2 separate regions of the Homo sapiens genome follow, and region 1 is linked to region 2. Evidence: chromatin loops called from intact Hi-C (ENCODE). Cell type or tissue: lower leg skin. All regions are shown on one strand.

Region 1 (8,000 bases), 260 kb before region 2:
TCGTGTTCCGCCTGCCTCGGCCTCCCAAAGTGCTGGGATTACAGGCACGAGCCACCACACCCAGCCCCTTGTTTAACTCTTTAAAGGGAGGACATGAACCCAGCAACTTATTGTTTATACATTTTATTTGTGCCCATTATCTCTTTCATCCACCCCCCAAAACCTTGCACAACCTACGGTGGGCTCAATGGTCCTGCAGGCTGGGTGGTCTCAGGCAAGTTGCTTGAACTCTCAGAGCCTCTGAGCCTCACGTCTCTGCTTTAAATAGACAATAATTGCATAAAGAAGTTACTGTGAGGTTTTTTTGTTTTTTTGTTTTTTGGTTTTTTTTGAGATGGAGTCTCGCTCTGTCCCCCAGGCTGGAGTGCAGTGGTGCAATCTCGGCTCATTGCAAGCTCCACCTCCAGGCTTCATGCCATTCTCCTGCCTCAGCCTCCCGAGTAGCTGGGACTACAGGTGCCCGCCACCACACCCGGCTAATTTTTTTGTATTTTTAGTAGAGACGGGGTTTCACCGTGTTAGCCAGGATGGTCTCGATCTCCTGACCTCGTGATCCACCCGCGTCGGCCTCCCAAAGTGCTGGGATTACAGGCGTGAGCCACCAGGCCCGGCCCTGTGAGGTTTAAATTATATCACATGTGAAAGGGATAAACACAATATGTATCATCGATATTATTATCATCATTATTCTGAGAAAGGTATGCTTGGGTAAAGGGTTTTGGGTGGAGATAAGGGAGGAGGTCAAAGCAAAGGGACCGAGAAATGTATAATAATACTAATAACAATATTAAGAATGATACTAACAATTTCCATCAACCTTTACTGAGAGCTTACCAAGTTCTTTGTGTGTACCCTGGGCACAGGCATATATATAATATATCATTTAACTTTTTGCAAGCAAGGAGATGAGAATTTCTCCATTAAAAGATGAGGAAACTGGGGTTACATGCTGGTAAACCCAGGATGCAAACCCAAACCCATGATGGCCTCTTCTGGAGGCTGGTGCCAACTCAGTCTTCCTGTCAAAGTCAAACAGTGGCCTCTCTGTGGTAGGTGCAGCAGAGCCCTCTACATCCAGTGCCTTCTAGGGCCTCAGGGGCTCTGAGTGAGGAAACTTCTAGCTGGAAGATGGTAGCCAGGCCCAGCCCTCATTCTGGGCCTCAGAGTCCACAGAGATTGACTTCATGGGCCTCTCTAAATTGTCCTCACCCCTATGTCTTCCTAATCCCATTTCCCTAGGACTGACCATGGAACCCCTTCCTGGACAGTACCCCTGCCCCTACAGCAACACTTACAACTTCCACAGTCCATTTCATAAAGCTCGTTTGGAAACTAATTCATACTAGGCTGTGAGTGGCTATCCTAGCTAACTCTAGCATTTCCTACCTTATGTTCCACAGGCCACTCATAATGCAAGGTGCTCCACAGAAGGGAAAGAACAAGTTCATAATTGTTCTGTGGTCAAATAAATTTGGAAAACTCTGAATATTCTATTCTCCCTTCCAGAGATTCACAATACATGTTAAACTATTGTAGGCACTGAGAAGTCCTGCAGTGTGGACACCAACAATACCCAAAACTAAAGCACATGATTTTTTTTTTCAAAGAACAATGTTACAACATCTGTGTAACAGTCTGAAAAATCCTGACTGAGCAGCCATGGAGGTATAGGGGAAATATCTGTATCCCTGGACAATTATATAAATTCCCCAAGGCAAGGGATTTTATCTTTGTTCCCTGTTAGATCCTGGAACCTGTAACAGTGTTTGGTACATAGCAGACATTTGATACATGTTTAATGAATGAATGAACGAATGAATGAACAAGTCTGTGTCTGAATCCTGGCTTTGCCTTTAACTTGCTGTATGGCCTTGATCAAGTCCCCACACTTCCCTGGGTTTCCATTTCCCTACGTGTTAAAAAGGGATGAAGGCCAGGTGTGGTGGCTCATGCCTGTAATCCTAACAATTTGGGAGGGTGAAGCAGGCGGATTGCTTGAGCCAAGGTGTGCGAGACCAGCCTGGGCAACATGGCAAAACCCAGTCTCTGCAAAAAACAAAAAACCTGGGCATGGTGTCATAGGCCTATAGTTTAGTCCCAGCTGCTTGGGAGGCTGAGGTGGGAGGACTGCTGGAGCCCGGGAGGCAGAGGTTGCAGTGAGCCGAGATTGTGCCACTGCACTCCAGCCTGGGTGACAGAGTGAGATGCTGTCTCTCACACACACACACACACACACACACACGATGAGATAAAATTATGCATTCTCAATATTGTTAAGAATGTTGTTGAAGCCCCAACCCCCAGTACTTCAGTAGGACCCCCAAGAGGTGAAAATTGATCTTGGGAAGCAAAAAAACCATCTTACTCTTTATGTATAAAACACAGATATATATACAGAGTTTGTACAGACGTATATTACATACTTTATATTTGTGATATTAAAACTTCATGGGGTGGGGTCAGGTGTGGTGGCTCACACCTGTAATCCCAGCACTTTGGGAAGCCAGGGTGGGAAGATCACTTGAGCCCAGGAGTTCAAGACCAGCCTGGGCAAAATGATGAGACCCCATCTCTAAAAACAAAACTTCATGGGGGGAGGTGTAGGAAAATAACATCTAAAAAGACTCTCTAGGGGGATGACAAGGAAAGACAAAATGTTGGGAAATGCTAGACTTGATGATCTAGAAGCGTCCTTGTTCTAGATCCAGATCTAGAAGGTCTGACAGTCTATGAATCTGGCTCTACGGGAGAGTGTTGATGGGAAATAGCAGAGGGAAGAGTGTTCTAGGAAGAGGGAACAGCACAAGCTGAAAACCTCAGATGGGAATGAGCCTGGGTTATGGGCTGGACTGTGTGCCCCTCTAGCAGCTGAAATAGCTCAGATGGGAGAGTGTTTGACCGAACTATGTCCCCCTAAAATTCATATGTTGAAGTCCCAAACCCCCAGTACCTCGGAATGTGACTGTATTTGAAGGTAAAGTGTTGAAAGAGGTGATGAAGTTTAAATGAGACCATTAGGGCGGGGCCCTAATCCAACAGGACTGGTGTCCTGTTGGAGGAAGAGGCAGCTGGGATGCATGTGCATAGCGACAAGACCATGTGAAGATTCAGGAAGAGGCTGGGCAAGGTGGCTCACAACTGTAATCCCAGCACTTTGGGAGGCGAAGGCAGGCAGATCACCTGAAGTCAGGAGTTCAAGATCAGCCTGGCCAACATGGCAAAACCCTGTCTCTACTAAAAACACAAAAATTAGCCAGGCATGGTGGCACACGCCTGTAATTCTAGCTACTCGAGAGGCTGAAGCAGGAGAAACTCTTGAACCTGGGAGGCGGAGACTGCAGCGAGCCAAGATCTCACCACTGCACTCCAGCCTGGGCAACAGAGTGAGACTCTGTCTTAATAATAATAATAATAATAATAATAATAACAATAATAATAATAAAAGAAGATGCAGGGAGAAAGGGGCCATCTACTAGCCATGGAGAGAGGTCTCAGGAAAAACCAGCCTTGCCGACACCTCTATCTTGGGATCCAGTCTCAAGAACTATGAGAAATATTTCTGTGGTTTAAGTCACCCAGGCTGTGGTATTGTGTTATAGCAACTGGAGCAGACTCATACACTTGCCCTCTTCTTCTTCTTCTTTGTTTTTTTAAATACAGAGACAGGGTCTTGCTATGTTGCCCAGGCTGGTCTCAAACTCCTGGGCTCAAGTGATTCTCCCACCTCAGCCTCCCAAAGTGCTGGGATTACAAGCATGAGCCACGGCACCTGACTTTTTGTTGTTGTTGTTCTTTCGGGGTGCTTTTTTTTTTTTTTTTTTTTTGATACAGTGTCTCTCCTCGCCCAGGCTGGAATGCAGTGGCACGATCACGGCTCACTTCAGCCTCAACCTCCCAGGCTTAAGTGATCCTCCCACCTCAGCCTCCCAAGTAGCTAGGGCCACAGGTGCACGCCACCAGACCTGGCTAACTTTTTAAAATTTTTTATGTAGAGATGGGATCTCAGTATGTTGCCCAGGCTGGTCTTGAACTCCTGGGCTCAAAGGATCCTACCACCTTGGCCTCCCAAAATGTTGGGATTACAGATGTTAGCCACCTGGCATCTTTAAAGAACAACCAATACAGGGACATGAGATCAAAATAGGTTGTGGGGAGAGTGGGGAGATGCAGATGATGACAAGCTTCACAGGACTGGGAATAATACTGGGTTTTTTTATTGTTGTTTTCTTGGCATGGTGGGGAGCATGGGAGGATTTTAAGCAGGAGTGTGACAAGATCTGCCTTACGTTTCTAGCAGGACCACTCTGAATGCTGGGCAGAGAGCAGATCACTCATGGGCAAAGACAAAAGCAGAGGGACTATGAGAAGGAGAGAGAAGAGGGTGGCTGGGACCAGAATGGCAGCAGTGGGCATGATGAGTGGGTTGGATTCTAATACATATTAAGAGTAGAGCTAGTGGCTGGGTGCCGTGGCTCATGCCTATAATCTCAGCACTTTGGGAGGCCGAGGCAGGCAAATCACTTGAGGTCAGGAGTTCGAGACCAGCCTGGTCAACATGGTGAAACCCTGTCTCTACAAAAAACGCAAAAATTAGCTGGGTGTGATGCACATGCCTGTAATCCTAGCTACTTGGGGGGCTGAGGCAGGAGAATCACTTGAACCTGGGAGGCAGAGGTTGCAGTGAGCTGAGATCGCGCCACTGCACTCCAGCCTGGGGACAAAGCAAGATGCCATCTAAAAAAAAAAAAAAAGAGTAGAGCTAGTAGGAATTGCCAATGGATTAGAATGTGAGGTGTGAGAGAAAGAGAAGGGTTATGGATCATTCCAGACATTTAGCCTGAACAACTTGAAAAGTGTAGCTTCAGTTATGTTTGGTCCGGTTTTGTTTGAGATGTGTATTAGACGTTCACATCAAGGTGTCAAGCAGTGGTCAGATGTTCTGGGACGGTCTGAGTAGAGGTAGGCACAAGAAGGGTCCGCCCCCCAACCCCATGCTTCCCGCCCCCACAGCCCCTATCATAGAATATTTGCAAACAGCTCTGTACTTTTCCGCATTCATTCCCCATTAAACTGAGTGAGAGAAAAAACTTTAGGTGTCATGTTTACCATTGTATGTCCCAGGCAAATGATCTGTTGAATAAATGGTACGATACAATGAGGAGTTAAAATTTACTGAGGCGCAAATGTTCCTAAACATTCCCCTCCCCTTCCTGAGCCAGATAATGTTATCTTTTCCAGCAGAATGTTCTGGTCCCCACCCCTTCCTGTCCCTATCAGACTGATCAGGGACATTTGTGGGCAGAGGAAGATGGGCCAAGAGAGCCTGAAACAAGAGCTAGAGGGCTCATGAGAGAGGTTTAGACAACCTATAAAATGCAGAACCAGGAGAAAGTAAGGAGGGGAGGAGAAAAAGAGAGATAGAAGAGACCAATCCTGCCACTTAGTCTTCAAGTGAAACAGGGGTTTCTTTGTTTTATAGGCTTTCTTTGGAGCATGGAGGGTGTTAAATGAGAAACTCCAGGGTAGTGTGTGTGAGAGAGAGAATTGGGAAGAGAGAAAAAAGGTATGAGAAGTGTCAGGCCTCTGAGCCCAAGCCATCGCATCCCCTGTGACTTGCACGTATACATCCAGATGGCCTGAAGTAACTGAAGATCCACAAAAGAAGTAAAAACAGCCTTAACTGATGACATTCCACCATTGTGATTTGTTCCTGCCCCACCCTAACTGATCAATGTACTTTGTAATCTCCCCCACCCTTAAGAAGGTACTTTGTAGTCTCCCCCACCCTTAAGAAGGTTCTTTGTAATTCTCCCCACCCTTGAGAAAGTACTTTGTGAGATCCACCCCTGCCCACCAGAGAACAACCCCCTTTGACTGTAATTTTCCATTACCTTCCCAAATCCTATAAAATGGCCCCACCCCTATCTCCCTTCGCTGACTCTCTTTTTGGACTCAGCCCGCCTGCACCCAGGTGAAATAAACAGCCATATTGCTCACACAAAGCCTGTTTGGTGGTCTCTTCACACGGACGCGCGTGAAAAGAAGTTTTGCTAGGGGAGAGAACTGACTCTCCATGCGTGGCTTTGAAAACCACAAGCTAGGAACAATTTATCAAGAAGACATAGCAATCATAAATATATGTACACCTAACAACAGAGCATCACAATTCCTGAAGGAAAAAAAAAATCAGGAAGCAAAAATAGACAAAACTAAGGTAAGAAACAGATAAATCCAAATAATCAATGATTCTTTCTATGTAATTCACTAAAATTGATTTTTTAAAAACAAGCTGCGGTGAACTATGATTGTGCCATTATACTCCTGCCTGGGTGACAGAATGAGATCCTGTCTCAAAAAAAAAAAAAAAAATCAGCAAGGGTATAGAAAAATCGCATCAACACTGTTAACAAATTTGATCTGACATTTACAGAACACTGTACCCAATAACTGCAGAATATAAATAGTTTTCAAGTGTACTACCAAGCCTTTCAAAGATAGACCATGTGGCCAGGAGCAGTGGCTCAGGCCTGTAATCCTGGCACTTTGGTAGGCTGAGGCAGGCAGATGTCCTGAGCTCAGGAGTTCAAGACAAGCTTGGGCAACATGGCGAACGCTGTCACTACCAAATACAAAAATTACCAGGTGTGGTGGCACACACCTGTAATCTCAGCTGCTTGTGGGGCTAAGGCAGAATTGCTTGAACCTGGGAGGTCGAGGCTGCAGTGAGACAAGATTGCACCACTGCACTCCAGCCTGGGTGACGAGTGAAACCTTGACTCATTAAAAACAAAACAAACAAACAAACAAAAAATAAAATTAAAATACAAAAACCATGTGCTGGGCCATAAAATAAGTCTTAATTCATTGCAGAAGACTTAAATCTTAAGGAATATGTTCTCCGACCACATTGGTCTTTAAAAACACACCAATAACAATAAACACCTAGAAAATCCTAAAGTATTTGGAATTTAAATAACATCCCTTTAAATAGCCCATAGGTCAAAAGAAAAAAAAAAAACCACAAGTGAAACTAGAAAATATCAAACTGAATGACAATGAAAACACATCAAATTAATATTTGTGGGAAGCAGCTAAAGCCATACTTGGAGGGAAATTTATAGCTAAATGACCGTACTGGGTGGGGGAAAGAGAGGCCTAAAATTAATGACCCAGAAGTCTGCCTTAAAAAAAAGCTAGAAAAACTAAGAACAAAGTAGGCCTGAAGTAAATAGAAGAAAGGAAATACTGAAGTTAAGAGTAAAAATCAGTGGAATAATGATAGAGAAAACAAGGCTAAAAACCGGTTCTTTGAAAAGATTAATAAAATTGAAAAGCACAACTAATACCAGACTTTCTCTTTTTTATTCGTTTGAGTTTTTTGTGCTGACTGTGCACGGACCAGTTCACATGGGTGCTGGGTTCACACAGGTTACAGGGGGAGGCAGAAGGAGAGAACACACCACAGCCTCCAGAGCGCCTCCATTGCAGATAAGCACGCATGCGCTCCTCCGTGCCGCACCCCTGTTCACTGCTGGATCCTGCGGATGCTCTGCACCTGGAAGGTCGGGGCATGAGAGCCCCACTCCCGGAAATGTTTGTAGTCACCGGAATGGTGATCGCATTCCAGCACATACTGAAATCCTCGGTAGCCCGGAAACTGGGAGCAAACCCAGCTGGAAAAGAGAAAAGGCAGACAGTTACTCTACAGAGACACCAGCATGGTGATCAACACAGGGGCAAAGGGATCTATGCACACGCACACAATTCCAGCCATCCTGGCCTTTCTTCAGTGCTCACAATGTGCCATGCTCTCTCCCCTACCACAGGGCCTTTGATCATGCCATTCCCTTTGCCAGAAGCACCATCCCAGCCTTTCTTTTCCTAGACAAGTTGTATTTGTCCTTCATGGCTCATCTTAATTATGAGGGCAATCTGACTCGTTCCCCAAATCAGGCCACAGTCCCTTATTATACCTTTGTAGCACTCATGTAATTCGATAG
Region 2 (8,000 bases):
AACTCCCTCTAAGTGTCCCCATTATACATTCTCCTAGTGCCCTGTTCAATTTTTTCATAGTCCTTAAAAAGTATTATTTGTTGTAATCAAAATATTCATGGGCACATTGGATTGTCAGAGGTTCGAGGGAAGCAAGATAGCATCATGATTAAGAGTGTCAGGTTGAATTTGCATCCTGGCTTCAGGCTGTGCATCCTGGCTGTGTGCCACTTTGGCCAAATTATTCTTTCCTCTCTCTGGACCTCAATGTCCTCATCAATCAATTAGAGATAACTGTGGAACCTATTGCAGAGAGCTGCAAGGATTCAAGGAGATTATGCATTTAAAGTGCCCAGCAGATGGCATGTATTATTATTGATAATAATAATTCACAAGACGGTAGGCTCATTAATGGTGGAATCTGTGTCTATTGGGGTTCATGACTATGTTCCTAGCACCTAAAATAGGACCTGATACTCAAATGTGTAGGGATGTTTCACACTGCCATTGAATAAAGGGTGGAGCCCAGTGGGATGTGTGGGAATGCAGCACGTTGCCACCAGGCCACCGTTGGTCTGCTCTCTGTGGGTCTTGGGTGCAGCCTCTTTTTTCTGTGGGTGTTCTGCTGACAGTAATCAGCCTCCTAGGCTCGTCCTCAGCACCAATCACCTGCAAAGAGAGCTGGGTTCTCCCAGCATTTATCTCTTTAGGGCTCTTGGTGGGGATAAGACAGGACCACTGGCTGTGCCTCTTGTGAGCAATAGGAAATGAAATGTTTTGTCTTATTGTTGGTGAATTCAGAGCAAAGAGGGAGGGAATTGGGAAGAGACGAGAGAGACCAACTCACCCCTGTCTCGTAAATGGGGTTGTCAAACTCGGTTTCCACGGTGATCTGGCTGTAGGGGTGGGAGTACATCAGAGGCAGGCGGAGGTTGGAATAGTAGCGACATCTGGGGGAAAGAAAGGAGAGAGAAGTTACTTCTCCCCAGCTAGGAGAAACATTACAATATTGAACGGGAACAGTTGGTGCCACTTCCTGAGCAGCGGCACCTCTGTGAATGACGACGAGGATGTGTGCAAACAGCCTTTTGCAGGCGAGAATCCTAGTGAGGTGAAAGCAGAAATCATAATTGCTCTCAACTTGCAACCCAGGCAGCGAGAACCAAAGCCTTGTGATCTCTCCTTACTAGGGAGGGGGCGGAGCTTAATTTGTTTTCTCCTGGAAGGTCATTCAAGTCCCTCTTGAATGCAAAGGGAAACAAGAACAAGGATGAGCATTTATTGAGCACCTACTGTATGCCATATTGCCTTAGATCAGCCTTCCTTGACCACCTATTTATTTATTTAGAGACAGGGTCTTGCTCTGTCACCCGGGTTGTAGTGCAGTGGTGCCATCTCAGCTCACTGCAACCTCTGCCTCCTGGGCTCAAGTGATTCTCCTACCTGCGTGCACCACCACACTTGGCTAACTTTTTAAGTGTTTTATTTTTTTTATTTTTTAAGAGGCGAGCTCTCACTATATTGCCCATTGCCCAAGCTGGTCTCAAACTCCTGGGCTCACGCGATCCTCCAGCCTTGGCCTCCCAAAGTGCTGGGATTATAGGGATGAACCACCATGCCTGGCCCCTGACCATCTATTTAAAGGTGATTTCTCTGTTACTCACCACACCTACCTATTTCCTTCATTGTGTTTATCTTAGTGTGTTATAATTTATTTGTGTATTTACTCTACCCTGCCCCCAGTAGACTGTGGGCTCCATAAGGGCAGGGATGATCTATTTTAGTCACGTTCCTGCCTCAGGACCTTTGCACATGCTGTTTCCCTGCATGAAACCCTCCTTTTTCACATATTTGCATAGGTTTCTTTTGTTTTTGAAATGGAGTCTTGCTTTGTTGCCCAGGCTGGAGTGCAGTGTCATGATCTTGGCTCACTGCAACCTCCTCCTCCCAGGTTCAAGTGATTCTCCTGCCTCAGCTTCCCAAGTAGCTGGGATTACAGGCACCCACCACCATGCCCAGGCTAATTTTATTTTTTATTTTTTTAGTAGAGACGGGGTTCCACCACGTTGGCCAGGCTAGTCTCGAACTCCTGACCTCAAGTGATTCACCTGCGTTGGCCTCCCAAAGTCTTGGGATTACAGGTGTGAGCCACCACGCCTGGACTGCATAGGTTTCTCATGATCACTTTCAAGTCCTTGCTCAAATGTCATTTCTCAGTGGGGCCTCCTCTAGCTACACTATTTAAAAGTCAACCACCACTTCTCTTCCAGAATTCTTGCCCCCTCCCAGCCTTCTCTTCCTGCACTTATCAGTTTCTAACACTACATATTTTCTTACATACTTTGCTTATTGTCTATCTTTCCTTGTTAGAACCTGAACCCCAGGAGGGCAAATATTTCCTTCTATTTTTTTTTTTCCACAAATGATGTTTCTGGAACCGAGAAAACTGCCTGGCACCTAGTAAGTGCTCAACAACTGTGAATGTGAATGAATGAGTGGCTATTCTGGTGCATGGTTTAATATCTTCCTTCTGCATCAAATGCAAGTTTCTAGACCCTCAACACCTGGGACAATGTCTGATATACAACAGATTGTCAGTACATATTTGTTGAATAAATGAGTGAATGAGTGAGTGATGGAAGGAACAAATCAACATGCCTGGCAATATGTTATGTCTGTGTGCCCCACTAAACCATAACCTCCTTGAGGGCAGGAATAGTATTTGTCTTACTTGCTTGGAGGCTTCATAATTGCCCAATGTAAATATTTATCCCACAGAGTTGGGCTGAATCTGGGCATCTCTGCAATAACACAAATGCCACTATGCCCGAGCTCCAGGTGGAGACCCTGAGGCTCAGAGAGGTGAACCGCCCAGTCCCTCTGAGTACTGGTGGCTGGGTGCTTGGCAGTCATCTCCCCCATCAGCTCCCTACCTTGTGATGTAAATGTAGGCTCCTCCCAGCAGTAAGGAGATGATGAGGACCGGGATGAAGATAGCCAGGGCCATGTTCCCCCCTTCCAGCGACGTCTCTGCTGCCGCTTCTGCTACTGAACACAGGAGCCAGTGAGGTCCTCATTTCCCAGGTAGCTGACTCCCAGTGAGTGCCCAACTGCCCAGTTCTCCACCCCTTTGGAGACGGCTTTCCAAGGTCTAAGGCTCTGGGAGGGCCTTAGACCTTGCAGAGCCATCTCCAAAGACTAGAGGAAATGGTGGTGGTCCTTTGCAAGGGGTCCCAGACTCATCCTTTGGTGGGTTGGCCATAGGAGCTATAGAGAATTACACTGTTTGAAACCTGATCGTACCATTCCCATTTTTTGGGAGCTACAGTTAAAATCTGATTAAAGTCCAATTCACAGGAAGACTTGGAGAAAATCCCAAATTCAGTAACTGGGAAAGCAGATTTGCTGGACATTCCATGGAGTGGAGAAGAGAAACAGGAATGGGTCTGGACCCCAGATGCAGGAGTGGTGGGCGAATCTGGGTTTGTGTATGTCGTTGAGTTGAACGGTGCTGGTGGTCAGCCGCAAGGTTTCTAAGGGATTCTCAGACCTGGTGCTCACCTGTGGACTGGTGAGCTTGTTGCATGCAGACTGACGGGCCCGTCCTAGACCTTTTGAGTTCTACTCTCCAGTCCACGAGTGGGCTCTGAGCATTGGGGACTGACAGCTCTCTGTCCTGCACACCCCAATGACACCCCAAATATGAAGGCCCGTTTTGATTCCCAGAGGCTACTCCTGCACATTTCCCGGCTGCTCTCTCAACCTCCCACTGTGGCAATTGCAAGAACTATAACAGCTGCTGCAGGCGCCTGGGGCAGAGGGCTGCTTTCCCAGCATAGCTTAAAGGGGGATCCTACATTCCTTCTAGAAACTTGGCCTCCAGGTTTCCTCTGCCATTCTCCACGGTCACATCTAATAGAGCTTGGCTGTACACCAATCTATAACCCATTAACCACCACTTTATGGGGTCTGAAAAATCAATCCTAATACCCAGAATAAATGCATGAGCACAAAACGTTACAATGGCTCTCATAAGCTCCGAGCAACCCCAGCCCTTTGAGACGTTCTCATGGTTCACTGGTTGGCAAAAGGCAGAAAAAGGATACTCTGAATGGAGACTAACACGAAGTGCCCTCTGTTTTCCAAGTGGAGTGTATAATTCATGCTCCTTCATTTATATATGAGCCCTAGTTCCACCTGCTTGGATTCAAGTGTTGTCTGTTACAAGGAACAGCCACTAGTGAAATGTAATTTACATAGCCCCAGATTCTAAGTGAACTCATTATTGTCAGAAAGCTAAAGATGGCTCCAGGAATAATAAAAACTGCTTGATTTGGTAAAAACATTAAAAAAAAAAAAGAAACAATATATTACAGTATATATTTTTAAATATATATGCTATAATATACTGCATTTGTATTTACATATATATACATGCAGTAATATATTACAGTATATATTTTACATCACAGTCCCGGTGAGTGGTTTTGTACCAAATTCAATAGCGGTGACATAGAACGCTGGACATTTTACACACGGGAGGGGTTGGAAAGGGAAGGAACCACAAAATGAAAACAAAACTGAAATAAAATCCTGGATAGATTTTAACATCTGCTCCTCATTAATAAGTCTCATTTGGGAATTTCTAATAAAAGGAGAGCTGAAGTAAGGAGAGATGGGAGAAGGGGTGGGTATGCTGAGGGGAAAAAAGACTCAGGGAAAAATGGACCATTGAATGCTTCCAGGGCAAACTCTTCCCTCTGGAAACCAGGAGGACTCTCAGCATGGAAGGTGACATGTCACTAGATTTAGTTCCCCTTCTAGAATGGCATCATGAAAAGTTTTACAATAGGGTTATGCCTTTCTCAGGCTTATGGGCTCTGAGCTTTCCTTATCTCATTGCTGTTACCATGTACAGAACAGCTGTCAAATCCCTTTCAGGTTATTGTTAGGGTCCTGACTTGCAAATCCCATAATTTTTTTTCCCCTACAATATTATTTTAAGATTATCTTTGGCAGTCTGAAGGTAGAATTTATTTATTTTTTAAGTGTCTAAATAAAGATATTCAAAGACCTGCCCTTGTTTTGTGCTATTAGTTTGATTTATTGAACTTTTTTTTTTTTCGTTCTGGAACTCACCTTCTAAAGCATGTTCAAAACTGTCTTGATTAACTGAAAGAGAAATCAGGAAGCATTGGTCAATGTAAAGTGAATTCACTTCGTTTGCATGAAATGAGGCCAAAAAATTTGATGCAAAAGCCCATGCCATGCTTTGGTGAAGTTAGTGGTATGTTTTTACTTATCTTGGGCCACTATAATCAGTGAACGTGCCTGGACTATTCACTTCCTAAGTTACCAAGAGAAGATGAGATAGATAAGACCCAAGATCAACAACAGTGATAGTGAATAATTACTGAACACTCACCGCGTGTCCAAAATTGTGCCAAGAACTCTACATACATTTGCTCAGTTAATCCTCATAACAATCTTGTTAGGTCAATGCTATTATCATCCCCATTTTACAGATGAGCAAACAGAGGTTCAGAGAAGTGAAGTGACTTCTCTGACATCACACAGCTTCTCAGTGATGGAGGCAGGATTTCAGTCTGGGCTGCTCAAGCTCTCTGGTTTCTGCTCTCAATTATGTGGTTAGGGTCTTTTCATCATTTTCATGTGGGGCAAAGCACGAATGAATTGCGAGGCCCCAGACCTTCATACAAAATCCAGCCAGAGGTGGAACTGTTTTCCTGTTTTGAAGACTATCTATGTAAACCTCTCTAATTTCATTTTTATTCCTTTTATATTGATGAGGCTTTGTATCCCATGTGAAACTATTTTTAATCATTTATGTTTTTTGTAAAACTTCTCCGGAGGTTCAACATCATGGGGACTGGCACCCCATCTTTGTCATCAGTCATCATGGTAGCTAAGCACAAAAATATACCAACAAGGATGGATGTTTATTACAGGAATGCAAAACCCCAGCATGAAGGACTTTGATGAAAAAATTGCAGCATTAGGGGATAGGAGGGAGTGGCCACCAAAGGCTTAGCTATACTGATGTCCCCAATCCCAAGACACCCTAATCCATGCCTTGGTTAAAGTCACTCTCTGGTTTACGCCATCATCACACCATGATGACAAAACCAGCTGAAAAGCTAGCTGGCTAACTAAGTGCACACTTCTCTGCAGCTTTGGCATCAAGAAAATGGAAAGATTGAAGCAGATGGTCCTGCCCCAAGATGTGAGTTGCACCGTGGTTGAGTGAGAGTGCGTGAATGTCCATGGAATCTTAGAACTGGGAGGAGGCATTGAATCATGTGTTCCTTGGAGCCCTGTGCTCATGAACCCCACAGGGCATGTTAAATGCAGATTCCTGGGCCATTCCTGGGACTTGTCAGAGCGGTATTCTCAGCGGTGGACCTCTGCAGGTCTCACCAATGCCTCAGCAGTTCTGATGCATCCAGTGGGCTCACTGGCTCCTCTTCAGAAACTCTGATCTGGACTCCCCCAGTTATTTCACAAAAAGGGAAACCAAGGTCAGAGAGGGAGGGGGGCTCACTCAAGGTCACACAGGTGGTCCACAGCAGAACTGGACTGGAGCCCGGGGTCCCCAAGTCCCAGTCAGGTGGCCTCACATTGGCACTGAGTTGCTTCCCCTCCTGCATACCACAATGTCATGCATCCCAGTTTTTTTCTGAGGAGGAAGTGATTTCTCATTTCCTTACAGAGTTGGTGGTGGGACGGATCTCAGGAGTGGAAATGGAGAGGGAAGAAAGGTGCAGGGGTCTCCTGAGAGCCTTTCTTGCTAGCAATTCCATCACAGTTGTGGGAGAAGGCAGTGAGCTGATTGACCTTGTGGGGCTTCTAGAGATACTAGCCCATAGAAAAGAGAGGTTTCAGGGATCACCTGCAAAATGGAGCCTCTTTTTATCTTTTCGTGTTTTTTTTTTCCTTTTTTTGTCATTTGTGTATATTATTATTATTTTTTAAGACAGAGTCTTGCTCTGTCACCTAGACTGGAGTGCAGTGGTGCAATCTCAGCCCACTGCAACCTCGGCCTCCCGGTTTCAAGCGATTCTCCTACTTCAGCCTCCAAGTAGCTGGGATTACAGGTGCACACCACCATGCCCAGCTACATTTGTGTATATTCTGATGGTAGTTTTATTTTCTTTTCAGTTTGGCAGCATTAAAAAAAAATTGAAAACATACAGTGCTGGCGAGGAGGTGGAGAAATGGACATATTACACATTGTTGGTGAGCGTGGATTGCTCCAATTGTGGGAAACGATTTGGTGACATCCAGGACAACTCGATATCCATAGATCTTTGCCCACACCATCAATCCTGCTTTGAGGAATCTGTCCTGCAGGATGAAAAGTGCCAGCATCCAAGGATTCATGGGCAAGATTTTTTTTGGCAAAACAAAACAAACAAAAAACTGGAAGAGAACTGATGTCTCCATCAACAGAGGAAGGGCTGAATGCACTGGGGAACAAGCAAAGTGTGGAATGACGGGTGGCAAATAAAAAAAATAACATGGCACTACTTTTGTAATAAGTAAAACACAGAATACAGCATGATATGAACCTCCCTCCCTTTTTTTTTTTTTTTTTTTGTGATACAGGGTCTTGCTCTGTTTCCCAGGCTGGAGTGCAATGGTGCAATCATGGCTCACTGCAGCCTCAACCTCCTGGGCTCAAGCAGTGCTCCTGCCTCAGCTTCCCAAGTAGTTGGGACTACAGGAGTGTGTCACCATGCCCCGCTAATTTTTTGATTTTTTGTAGAAATGAGGTCCCACTATTTTGCCTAGGCTGGTCTCGAACTCCTGGGCTCAAGTGATCTTCCCACCTCGGCCTCTCAAAGTGCTGGGATTACAGGTGTAAGCCACCACACCCAGCCTTTTTTTCTTTTCTTTTTTTTTTTCTGTAAAACAAAAACAAACATCCCTCTCTCTTTCCAAATATGTCTATGTGTATAAGACTAGGGAAAGGTGTGACACTGGAAATTCAGGTGATTAGC

What was found. A loop is a pair of places that touch in the nucleus more often than their neighbours do. Peaks named below come from ENCODE experiments on the same cell type or tissue, not always from the same donor. Only the 100,000 strongest peaks of a DNase experiment are listed, where the experiment ranks them.
Region 1: a loop joins it to region 2, with 3 times the contacts of the local background. A loop is called at or near these places in 55 of 110 quality-filtered maps.

Annotation. Positions count from the first base shown.
Region 1 is chr22:26,630,013-26,638,012 of GRCh38, reverse strand. It overlaps CRYBA4 (crystallin beta A4), which reads right to left. Exons shown (of 6, transcript NM_001886.3): 6 at 7,344-7,673. The coding sequence ends at 7,526. Among named protein-coding and RNA genes, the nearest start is that of CRYBA4, 12 kb to the right of the region's middle. RefSeq lists a cis regulatory region at 4,787-5,537. In lower leg skin, no CTCF peak of the experiment used is centred here; no DNase peak of the experiment used is centred here.
Region 2 is chr22:26,370,602-26,378,601 of GRCh38, reverse strand. It overlaps SEZ6L (seizure related 6 homolog like), which reads right to left. Exons shown (of 17, transcript NM_021115.5): 14 at 5,119-5,151; 15 at 2,913-3,027; 16 at 827-929. Among named protein-coding and RNA genes, the nearest start is that of ASPHD2, 55 kb to the left of the region's middle. RefSeq lists an enhancer at 805-1,099. In lower leg skin, no CTCF peak of the experiment used is centred here; no DNase peak of the experiment used is centred here.